Regions from separate parts of the Homo sapiens genome. Here region 1 is linked to region 2. Evidence: chromatin loops called from intact Hi-C (ENCODE). Cell type or tissue: chondrocyte. All regions are shown on one strand. Links, peaks and the distances in the headings refer to the core of each region. The heading gives the core; the rest is flanking DNA.

The links. A loop is a pair of places that touch in the nucleus more often than their neighbours do. Peaks named below come from ENCODE experiments on the same cell type or tissue, not always from the same donor. Only the 100,000 strongest peaks of a DNase experiment are listed, where the experiment ranks them.
Region 1: a loop joins it to region 2, with 3 times the contacts of the local background. A loop is called at or near these places in 10 of 110 quality-filtered maps.

What each region holds. Positions count from the first base shown.
Region 1 is chr6:33,308,518-33,314,525 of GRCh38, forward strand. It overlaps TAPBP (TAP binding protein), which reads right to left and starts at 5,561. Exons shown (of 8, transcript NM_003190.5): 1 at 5,488-5,561; 2 at 5,177-5,347; 3 at 4,700-4,960. The coding sequence starts at 5,524. It overlaps ZBTB22 (zinc finger and BTB domain containing 22), which reads right to left. Exons shown (of 2, transcript NM_005453.5): 2 at 5,901-6,008. In chondrocyte, for the core only: no CTCF peak of the experiment used is centred there; no DNase peak of the experiment used is centred there.
Region 2 is chr6:33,202,252-33,208,162 of GRCh38, forward strand. SLC39A7 (solute carrier family 39 member 7) reads left to right here. Exons shown (of 7, transcript NM_006979.3): 4 at 12-176; 5 at 309-449; 6 at 659-855; 7 at 1,290-2,186. The coding sequence ends at 1,562. HSD17B8 (hydroxysteroid 17-beta dehydrogenase 8) reads left to right here and starts at 2,404. Exons shown (of 9, transcript NM_014234.5): 1 at 2,404-2,469; 2 at 2,651-2,868; 3 at 2,970-3,086; 4 at 3,196-3,288; 5 at 3,389-3,474; 6 at 3,577-3,661; 7 at 3,883-3,925; 8 at 4,124-4,198; 9 at 4,387-4,580. The coding sequence starts at 2,418. The coding sequence ends at 4,403. It overlaps MIR219A1 (microRNA 219a-1), which reads left to right and starts at 5,584; the gene lies at 5,584-5,693. RefSeq lists enhancers at 2,234-3,116, 3,117-3,997. In chondrocyte, for the core only: a CTCF peak has its summit at 3,095 (motif pointing right); a DNase peak (open chromatin) is centred at 2,382.

The DNA.
Region 1 (6,008 bases), core at 1,009-6,008, 110 kb after region 2:
CCCCTTTCTTGTGCCTAGTAGAAGTGGTCATCATTGGTCATCTCTTTGCTTTGGTCATGAGGTCCCTTCAGTTTACATTGTCTTTCCCATTTTCTCCCAAACATCTATCAAGCTTGTCCAACCTCCAGCCCAGGGACCACATGCAGCCAAGGACGGCTTGGAATACAGCCCGACACAAATTCATAAACTTTCTTAAAACATTATGAGATTTTTTCACATTTTTTTTTTTTAGCTTATCAGCCATCGTTAGTGTTCGTATATTTTATGCATGGCCCAAGACAATTCTTCTCCCAGTGTGGCTCAGGGAAGCCAAAAGATTGGAGACCCCTGATCTAAATACTCCATGTACATGAAGGTCACTTTCACTGCTGTTTCTTCCCAGAAATGTCTAGGTCCTTCAGGTAGAAGTAATCTTTTTCTTCTTGTAATTATTTTTATGTTCTTTTTAATCCTAGCTTCTGAGGCCTATAAGGTTAAACTGTTCTCATCTTCATGGAATTGTTCAGTAGAGTAAAAACAGTATGCAATTTCACTTAGTTTGTCAAAATCCAGAAACATACTTTTGAATTGTTAAAAAAAAAAAAAAAGATCCACAGGCTGGGCACAGTGGCTCACGCCTGTAATCCCAGCACTTTGGGAGGCCGAGGCCGGTGGATCACCTGAGGTTGGGAGTTTGAGACCAGACTGGAGAAACCCCGTCTCTACTAAAAATACAGAATTATCCGGGCATGGTGGCACACGCCTGTAATCACAGCTGCTTGGGAAGCTGAGGCAGGAGAATCACTTGAACCTGGGAGGCGGAGGTTGTGGTGAGCCGAGATCATGCCATTGCCCTCCAGACTGGGCAACAAGAGCAAAACTTGATCTCAAAAAAAAAAATCCATAGAATTAATAAACAAAACCTGGCTGGGCAGGGTGGCTCAGACTTGTAATCCCAGTACCTTGGGAGGCTGAGGTGGGAGGATCACTTGAACCCAGCAGTTTGAGACCAGCCTGGGCAACATAGCAAGACCCCATCTCTATTTAAAAGAAAAAATTTAAAAAAATAATAAACAAGACCTAAAGGTTTTACAGTTTAACTCTTTTTTTTTTTTTTTTTTTTTTGGAGACAGGGTCTCACTCTGTCACCCATCAAAGGTGCAATCCTCCCAACACAGCCTCCCGAGTAGCTGGGACCATAGGTACATGCCACGACACCCAACCTTTTTTTTTTTTTTTTTTTTTTTGAGACAGTTTCACGCTTGTTGCCCAGGCTGGAGTGCAGTGGCATGATCTTGGCTCACTGCAACCTCCGCCTCCCAGGTTCAAGCAATTCTCTTGCCTCAGCCTTCCGAGTAGCTGGGATTACAGGCATGCACCACCATGCCTGGCTAATTTTGTATTTTTAGTACAGACGGGGTTTCTCCATGTTGGTCAGGCTGGTCTTGAACTTTCGACCTCAGGTGATCTGCCCACCTCGGCCTCCCAAAGTGCTGGGATTACAGGCATGAGCCACTGCGCCCAGCATTTTTTTAATTTTTAGTAGAGACAAGGTCTGGTTATGTTGCCCAGGCTGGTCTTGAACTCCTGAGTGCAAATGATCCTCCCACCTAGACCTCCCAAAGTGCTGGAAGTACAGGCGTGAGTCACCTCACCTGACTCCATAATATTTTAAAAGAATGGTGAGAATTAAACACTATACACACAAAGTATATTAAGAAAGTATAGGCCTGGCGTGGTGGCTCACGCCTGTAATCCCAGCAATTTGGGAGGCTGAGGTGGGTGGATCACCTGAGGTCAGGAGTTCAAGACCAGCCTGGCTAACATGACCAAACCCTGTCTCCACTAAAAATACAAAAATTAGCTGGGCCTGGTGGTGGGCGCCTGTAGTCTCAGCTACTTGGGAGGCTGAGACAGGAGAATTACTTGAACTCAGGAGGCAGAAGTTGAAATGAGCAGAGATCACACCATTGCACTCCAGCCTGGGCAACAGGGTGAGACTCTGTCTCAAAAAAAAAAAAAAAAAAAAAAAAGTATATTTGGGGCCAGGCAGCTCACACGTGTAATCCCAGCAGTTTCGGAGGCCAAGGTGGGCAGATCAATTGAGCCCAGGAGTCCAAGACCAGCCTGGGCAACCTGACAAAAACCCATCTCCACAAAAAAAATACAAAAATTAGCTGGGCATGGTGGCACATGCCTGTGGTCTCAGCTACTCAGGAGACTGAGGCACGAGGATCACTTGAGCCACGGAGGTGGAGGTTGCAGTGAGCTGAGATCATGCCACTGCTCTCCAGCCTGCACTGCACTCCAGCCTGGGCGACAGAGGGAGACCCTGTCTCAAATAAATAAATAAATAAGCATATTTGTCAATAAACATTTAAAAATATTTGATAAGACAAGTATAAATGTATATTAGCAAAATCATGAATGATCTTGGACCCTGGAGAGATTTCATTTCTAATTTTACATCAGTACAACAGCTTTCATTTTCTTAAATCCCTGATCAAGCAGAAATGCTTGAAAAGAAAGAGCACAGCAGGCCGGGCGTGGTGGCTCATGCCTGTAATCCCAGCACTTTGGAAGGCCAAGGTGGGTGGATCACCTTAGGTCAGGAGTTCAAGACCATCCTGGCCAACATGGTGAAACCTGTCTCCAATAAAAATACAAAAATTAGGTGGGCGTGGTGGCACAAGCCTGTAATCCCAGCTACTGGGGAGGCTAAGGCACAAGAATTGCTTGAACATGGGAGACGGAGGTTGCAGTGAGCCAAGATCATGCCACTGCAACTGCACTCTAGCCTGGGCAATAAGAGGGAGACTCCGTCTCAAAAATAAATAAATAAATAAATAGCAGGCAGGCGCAGTGGCTCACGCTTGTAATCCCAGCACTTCGGGAGGCGAGGTGGGAGGATCACCTGAAGTTGGGAGTTCGAGACCAGCCTTACCAACATGGAGAAACCTCATCTCTACTAAAAATACAAAATTAGCTGGGTGTGGTGGCAGGCACCTGTAATCCCAGCTACTCGGGAGGCTGAGGCAGGAGAATTGCTTGAACCAGGGAGGCGGAGGTTCCGGTGAGCGTGAGATCACGCCATTGCACTCCAGCCTGGGCAACAAGAGCAAAACTCTGTCTCAAAAATAAATAAATAAATAAAATAAAAATAAATAAATAGCACAGCACCTTGCTTTGACCCCAGTTGTTTGTGAAATACAGACAATCTTACCACCCGGGCACTTCCAGGGCTCCCTGTCTGCATGTCCTTCACTTTCTACTTTACATTAGGATTATCCGTGGCAAATACGCCCAGAACCTCCTGGAGAGCAGAGTCTACATCAGATCATCTTTGTGACCCTTAAGGGCACCCAGGGCCACCCCAGAGATTCTGATTTAATCGGCCAAGCTAAGCATGGGATTGAATCAGGTTTCAGTATATTTTAGAAACCTCCAACAGTGTGGACTGAGAACTGCTGAGTCCTAACTCATTCTTGGTGCTAAAAAGTATTTATTGAATCAATGGATAAATTAACACAGTGCCATCTCTTGATAGTCACAACAAGAAAAGCAGCTGGGAAATAGTATCCACATTTTACAGTTGGAAAAACAAACTCAGAAAGCAAAGACCATTCTCATCATCACCTCGGTGGAGCCAGTAGCCCTAGGAAATATTCCACCCCACCAGAGAGAGCTACTGTCTACACAAGAGCAGTGTTCCTCAGCTTCTGCCAGGGTGGGGGCTTGAGACTAAGAATGGAGGTATAGGCAGAGGTGAGGGTTTCAGCGTGGGTTTCAAGTCTGTCTCCCTGGTTCTGTGGGTAATTCTCAGGAGGGTGGAGGGAAGGGAGGGTGCAGGGATTGGTTGGGGTTGCCCTGTCCATCGGGCTGTGTCGCTGACATAAAATCCAGATAGAAAAGCTAAGAACTCTACCGGTATTCTACCCCGGAATACCCCGCCTCCGCTGCCAGGAGGGAGAGCTCCCAGATATCCAGGTCAGACTCTCCTCATTCTTGAATTATCTGCACAGTCCCTCCCACGTCCCAGCCTAGAAAAGCTTCTGACTCCTGGGCCTCAAACTGCAATGCACCTTTCAGTGCAATAGGAGCTATCCAATCTCCAGCCGCGTCCATCCGCCCACTCGAGCCCACCTGTTTGCGGACCACAGAGCGGCAGCACATCCCTACACGGGGCTGTCAGGCAAGGTCAACGCGCTAGAGTGCAAGAGCCTTTGCTTTGCGGATTGCCGCAGCGCCGGGTGTGGGCGCAGGTGGGGATAGAGTGCTGGGTTTTGAAAGAGTGACCCGCAAAGCTGAGGGTGCAGAGCAAGACACAGATCTGGGAAGAGCAGAGAAAAAACGCTCCTGCTTCTGAACCCCTCCCACCTCGCATCACCTGACAAGTCTCTCAAGGTCTGGTGTCGGGAAACCCCACCTCTTCAAAGCCCCGCCCTTCGAAACACCAGAAAGTAACCCCCCTGCCCGGCCCTGCTTTCCCCCTACCCCCTGCCAAGCTGCAGTTTTTTTTTTGTTTTTTTTTTTTAACTGGGTGAGGGCTAGAAGGAGCGGTAGAGATTGATTCATTCTAGCCAAACCACCTCTCTTAACAAAAAAAGGAAACTGAACCCCGATTGGCGAAATGTCTTGCTCAAGTCCATAAAGCGAGACCACCGGCTGATCTGGACCCTTAGAATCTACCCACCCTTCTCCACCTCCCCTCCCCAGCTACCTGTTGCCATGGTGATGAGAACAGGCTCCTGCTGAGGCTCTGGCTGTGGTCGCAAGAGGCTGGAGAGGCTGAGGACTGGGCTGGATATGCTGACCATCAGCCAAGCCCCATCCAGGGCCCGCGGGCAGTTCTGCGCGGGGGTCAGGCCGCTGGCCCATTTCGCAGAGGCGGGGAGAGGCACGAAGCGGCTCATCTCGCAGTGTGGTGCGGGGGCGCCCCGGGGATACCGCCTGAAGGCAGCCTGGAGGGCGCCCGCGGGGTCTGAGTGTAGAGAAGGAAGTTGCAGCTGTAGAGTCACCGCCGGGAAAGGGGCTGGAAGGGCAGCGTTCGGGGAACTTCAAATGCACAGACTACCCCGTAGTGAGACTCACTTTACAAAGGGGAAGCTGAGGCCTGAGGTCACTGCCGGATCTAAAGAGGAGGGGGTTTCGGTGGAGGCGACAGAGGTAGGGGGGCGGCGAGTCCCTAGAGACTCACCGTGTACACTGAGATAGAGCTCAGGGTCGAGGTCCGGCCGGGGCGGCGGTTCCCCCGGTCCCTGGCGCAACAGCAGTGCACCGGGTCTCTTGGCCAGGCCCTTTCCGCTCGCATCCTCCACGAACCAACACTCGATCACCGCGGGTCCTGCTGAGACGGCGGTCGCCAGGCCTGGCGTATAGGGACGCGAGTGAGGAGCGGTTTGTATGTCTGGTGACCTGCCCCACTCCCACCCTGGCATCGGCTCCAGTGGGGCCACCTCCCTCCGCTTCCCTCTAGTTCTTGGGCGATGAGTCGCGGGGTTCGCTCACCCAAAGCCACAGCGAGGAGCAGAGACAGGGACTTCATGGCGCTGCGACCTCCTCAGCCATGAAGCCTCCTCTTCCTCCTTTCACTTTCACTTTCCTCCAAAGGGCGGCATGAGGGGCGGTGGAAATCCCCGCTCTGGTTAGGTGAAGGTGCCTGGGGGACCGGTGTTTCCCCACTGGCCAGGCAGGGACCCGGGTAGATCCTCTCCAGTTCTCACCAGGACACCCCAGCCTTACCGCGCCCTCCTGGACTACCCAGCAGCCCCGAGTTCGAGCCCTCCCCAACCCCAGGCCCTCCCCCGCCCCCCAACTCCTGTGTGTGCTCTCCAACATCCACTTGCCCGAAAACCATTACTCCGGCTTCCCCCTATCTGTGCCGCGTCCCCAGCAAACACACGGGTTATCGGGAAGCCAAGTAAATGACCAATAAATATTTTAATCACTGTTAAAAAAAATAAAAACCTTGTACTCCTACGACTTACTCCCTCCTTGTCTCCACCCACTCCTCCATGAGAACCGAGTTG
Region 2 (5,911 bases), core at 1-5,000:
TCCATTCCCAGGCCAGGGCCCCATTCTGTCTGTGGGACTGTGGGTTCTCAGTGGAATTGTTGCCTTTCTTGTCGTGGAGAAATTTGTGAGACATGTGAAAGGAGGACATGGTCACAGTCATGGACATGGACACGCTCACAGTCATACACGTGGAAGTCATGGACATGGAAGACAAGGTGAGCCCAGGAACAACTTTCCTGAAAGCTGACTTGCCTGCCTCAGAATCTCCTCATCTTATGGCCCTCAGGAGGGAGAGGACATGTTGGAAGATCTGTTCTCCACTCTGACCAACTCTTTTCTTCCCTCAGAGCGTTCTACCAAGGAGAAGCAGAGCTCAGAGGAAGAAGAAAAGGAAACAAGAGGGGTTCAGAAGAGGCGAGGAGGGAGCACAGTACCCAAAGATGGGCCAGTGAGACCTCAGAACGCTGAAGAAGAAAAAAGAGGCTTAGGTAAGGGCCAGAGTTGGTGATAAATTTGGGCAAGGGACATCATCACAAATCACATGGAATATGTGCTGTGGGTAATGGCAGGTATCTGAGAAACACTAAAGGACTGGGTGTAAAGTGGTCTCTGAGGGGAGGTGTGAGAATAGCTGACCAAGACTGGAACAAGTGGTGATGGAAGCCTCTGATCATTTTCTCTTCTTGTCCTGTACAAGACCTGCGTGTGTCGGGGTACCTGAATCTGGCTGCTGACTTGGCACACAACTTCACTGATGGTCTGGCCATTGGGGCTTCCTTTCGAGGGGGCCGGGGACTAGGGATCCTGACCACAATGACTGTCCTGCTACATGAAGTGCCCCACGAGGTCGGAGACTTTGCCATCTTGGTCCAGTCTGGCTGCAGCAAAAAGCAGGTTGGTGATGTCTGCCAAACACAGCTGCCTCAAACCCTTTATCTCTCCTCACTCACCCTAAACCCAAACAGCCTCTTATTAGTTCCAAACAATTCATACTGTCATTGACAAGTCCTCTAGAAATGAGGGGGAAGAAGTTCTGGTTACTTTGTCCTTTAGCTCAGTATTTCTTAAACTGGTCTATAAACCATCTGAATGGTTTAGTGGAGTCTTACACACACACGCCTACTCAATCAGAAAGTCTGTGGAAAGGACCTCTGATCTCTTAAGATTTTTCAGAAATTGTCTATTCTAGACTGCTCCCTCTTCTCTTTTTATTTTGATGTTTAGTTTCCAAATCCATGTCCCCTATACCTATACCCCACCAGCCACTTCTAAACCACTGATAATCTTTAGCTATTGGTGAGTGCCTTTTTCTCTTTTCTGCCCATCAGGCGATGCGTCTGCAACTACTGACAGCAGTAGGGGCACTGGCAGGCACAGCCTGTGCCCTTCTCACTGAAGGAGGAGCAGTGGGCAGTGAAATTGCAGGTGGTGCAGGTCCTGGCTGGGTCCTGCCATTTACTGCAGGTGGCTTTATCTACGTAGCAACAGTGTCTGTGTTGCCCGAGCTGCTGAGGGAGGCATCACCATTGCAATCACTTCTGGAGGTGCTGGGGCTGCTGGGGGGAGTTATCATGATGGTGCTGATTGCCCACCTTGAGTGAGGGGTGGATAAACTACCCCTGCCCCAAACCTCTACCCCTAACTCCAGGTCAGGGGTGCGTAGAGGTTGGGGGCCCTGGCCAGGGACATCTGCCAAAGGAAGGAACTGTAGCCTGGGAGAATGGTTACTTTGGCATTAGGGCCTTCAAGGGCTGGCAGTCTTACAGAGGCTGGAGCGGTGAGAATGAGAGGCCAGAGGGACCATAGTGTTGGGCACTGTCTGACCATGTTGCATTTGGAAGGCTAAATGGGGCCATGAAGAAGGCTGGAAGGGACAGGGGGTGATGGCAGCCTACCTGGTGTCCCCTACCCCACCTGTTCTCGGAGAACCAAGTTGCTACACAGGAAGTTCTCCAAGGTCCAGTTTCCTTTCTCCCACCAGTTGGTGGAGGCTTCAGGGAAGACCAGAGTCCTGGACAGAGAGGGTAACAGGAGGAGTCGGGGATAAACATCAAACATCAATCGTGTGTCCTGATTTGGGAGTGATTGGGGGGATGGGGTGGGAGAGGGTTAGTTGGTATTCTCATGGCCTGATTTTTTTTGTTTCTATTCCTTTTATATCACTGTGTTTGAATCGAGGGGGAGGGGTGGTAACCGGAAATAAAGACCTCCGATCTTCCGCCCCACATGCAGTCTTTGTCTTTTTGGGGGGAATGGGGCCCCTTGTCTTCTCCACACCCGGGGCCCCTAAGCAGCAGTGTCGGGCCACGCCCCCTCGGTGGGAGGTCGGCCTGCGCTGGTGGCCGCAGATGGCCTAAGGCTGGCGGGCCTTTGATTGGCCCCGGCTTTGCCCTTGCCACGCCCCTCTGCGCTGGGATTGGCTTAGTGCTGGGATTCCCACCCACCCACAGCCCGCCATGGCGTCTCAGCTCCAGAACCGACTCCGCTCCGCACTGGCCTTGGTCACAGGTTGAGGGGGTTCTTTCCCCGGGCGGTTTGGGGTATTGGAGTGAGGTCAGGGGCGTGCCCTTGGAGTGCGCGGCCGCTGTGACCTCTGGCCCCTTACCCACATTTTACTTTCTGCCCTGTGACCTCTGATCCCTGCCCTCTCCTCCCCGTGCCCGGTCCGGCGTGTTCTGTCCTACCTCAGGTGCGGGGAGCGGCATCGGCCGAGCGGTCAGTGTACGCCTGGCCGGAGAGGGGGCCACCGTAGCTGCCTGCGACCTGGACCGGGCAGCGGCACAGGAGACGGTGCGGCTGCTGGGCGGGCCAGGGAGCAAGGAGGGGCCGCCCCGAGGGAACCATGCTGCCTTCCAGGCTGACGTGTCTGAGGCCAGGGCCGCCAGGTGCCTGCTGGAACAAGTGCAGGTGAACGCTAGGCCACTTTCCCCCTCTAAAGCTCTGATATTGCCTCCACTGCCCCGGCTTTTTGTGGGGGGTTTTTGATGCGTAACCTCCCCCTCCCATAGGCCTGCTTTTCTCGCCCACCATCTGTCGTTGTGTCCTGTGCGGGCATCACCCAGGATGAGTTTCTGCTGCACATGTCTGAGGATGACTGGGACAAAGTCATAGCTGTCAACCTCAAGGTGGCGATCTCTGAACCTGCGACGTTTGGCCCCCTTAGCCTGGGGAGGGAGTTGGAGGAGGGCTGTCACCCCAGCTGATCTTTTCTCCCTTGTTACCCTTTCCCGCCAGGGCACCTTCCTAGTCACTCAGGCTGCAGCACAAGCCCTGGTGTCCAATGGTTGTCGTGGTTCCATCATCAACATCAGTAGCATCGTAGGAAAGGTCAGGTTGAGTTGGACGAGGTCAGCCAGCCAAGTGGTATAGAGAGGAGAACCCCTCCTTGAGACTCCTGACTCATTCCACATCTCTGACTCACCTATAGGTGGGGAACGTGGGGCAGACAAACTATGCAGCATCCAAGGCTGGAGTGATTGGGCTGACCCAGACCGCAGCCCGGGAGCTTGGACGGTTGGTCAGATGCTTGAGGGTGCTGGGGAGCACCTGGGGGGTCTGAGGGAGGTACCAGCATTCAGCCCTCTCCAGAATCGGCAGCCACTCTCCTTCCCACAGACATGGGATCCGCTGTAACTCTGTCCTCCCAGGGTTCATTGCAACACCCATGACACAGAAAGTGCCACAGAAAGTGGTGGACAAGGTAGGAGGCTGTGGGTGGAGGGCAGAATCATTCAGAGACTCAATCTCTCTGGGCTTCACAGAGAGAGAGAGAGAGAGAGAGAGAGAATACTGGGCACAGTTCCTGGCAAACATTAAATATTCAATGAATGTATGAGAAATGAAGACAAAAAAGGGTCACAGACTCAGTCTTCAAAAAAATCCATAAAAGAAGCTTTCACCCACATGAGTATTTCCTTACAGATTACTGAAATGATCCCGATGGGACACTTGGGGGACCCTGAGGGTGAGCACTGAATGTAGTGGGGTCCCTGGGAAGGGGGCCTGAATGAAGAGATCCCCAAAGTTTGGGGATTTTCTAGGGGACTGGTGGTTGGTGTCTGTGGAGAGGTTTGTGGGGAGGGATGTCTTTGGTGGGAGATTATGGCTGTTTTGGGTCTATGGGAGTGAGCAGAATTCTGCCCTCTCCCCACCATTCTCATAGATGTGGCAGATGTGGTCGCATTCTTGGCATCTGAAGATAGTGGATACATCACAGGGACCTCAGTGGAAGTCACTGGTATGAGGCCAGCATGGGGAGGGAGAGGGCAGAGAAGTAGAACCCAGACTATATGAGAAAGCAAGTAAGGGGAGTCTGGAGCCACTGGGAAGGGCAGAGGTTCCCAAGGCCAGGGACAGAAGTGGGTACCCCCTAGCCCATTTGTGTCTCCACCCATGCATCTGTCCAAATGTTTCTGCCCCTCCCAGGAGGTCTTTTCATGTAACTGCCTCAAGGACCCTGGACTCTGCTCACCCCCCCACCACTCTGCCTGGCCTCCTGCTGATGAGGACTCTAAGTTCCCAGGATACAAAAGGGGTGGCAGTGTATGGTTCAGGAATGCTGAATATGGGAAGCAGGGGTGCTTGTGACCCTAATAAATTCCAAGTCCTCTTCCCTGCCACCTCCGGCTCTTCTTGTGTCCAAGCCCTCAGACCCTTCCCCACCTCCCCCTCCTTTCCCTTTCCCGAAGGATTGTTCCCTTTCTCTGCCTGGTCTCCCAGGGCAACCCCCGCCGCCGGGTGTGAGAGGAAAGAGTATGTGTCACTGTGTATGCGTGACACTCCGGGTCTTTTTGAAGGGAGGGGTTCGTGCGTCACCCCTTTCCACTGGTTCTGCAGCACCAGTCCCCTCCCCCCAACTCCCTGGGTTCTTATGGTCCCCAAGGGTGATTTGTTCATGGCCCCATCTTGGTGTCCAGTCTGGCCTTGAAAGGGGGTCTTGGAACAGGTGGCCCTCCCCCACCCCTCTCCTTTCTCTGAGTCCCCCCCTCCCCTTTCTCTCCACCTTACAATAGCTGCAGCCGGCCTGGGGTCGGATGGGGGGGATTAGGGGAGGGGGCCAGGATTAGGGGAATGAACCAGCCGATGAAAGGGGCTGGAGAGAGCAGGAGGGAGGGGGCTGGGAAGAGGAGGAGGAAGGGGAGGGGGGTCTGCGCTAATCGACTCTGGCGCCCACATAAGGACTGGCCACGGACTGAAGGAGAGGACAGGGAAGTAGGGGGGAACTGGGGTGGGGGGCGAGGGCACCCACTGCTGCCTTGTCCCAGGGACAGGCCACCCCCTGGCAGCCGCAGCCCAAGTCCGGGAGCCTCAGCTCGGGCGGGGACAAGATGCCCATCAGGGTCTCTAACTGCCCCCCACCCCCTCGCCCTGTATCCCTCTCATTCCCTACACTCAATGGGGATCGCTCTGCCCCTTCCTCTTCTCTTTCCTCCCCATCCCCTTCGTTTACTCTAGAGTCCTCGAAGAGGCTTCTGCCCACTTCCCACTCCAGACATTCTGCCCCTGTGTACCCCACCCACACGCGCACCCCCCCTTCCCAATGGGAGCTCCATCTTGTGTATGTCCCTGTTTCCGCGTGGTGTCTCCATTCCCCCTTTCCTCCCGTGCGCCTCCCTCCCTTCCCCGCCCCGGGCCGCGGCTCCTGATTGTCCAAACGCAATTCTCGAGTCTATGGCTCCGGCCGAGAGTTGAGTCTGGACGTCCCGAGCCGCCGCCCCCAAACCTCGAGCGGGAGAGCGGGTCGGAGGGTCTAGGGAGAGCCAAAGCAGAGGGTGGAGGGAGTCCCCAGGGTGGTAAGGGGAATCCCGGGCACATCGGGACCTAGGTGTGTTCTCAGGACTAGAAGGCTAAAGCGGCAGATCTTTTGCAGCCTTTTCCCCCGGGATCCTGGAATGGGGGTTACGGAGAAGTGAGGGGGGTTGATCCCCAGAGTCGCCAGGGTACGCAGAGT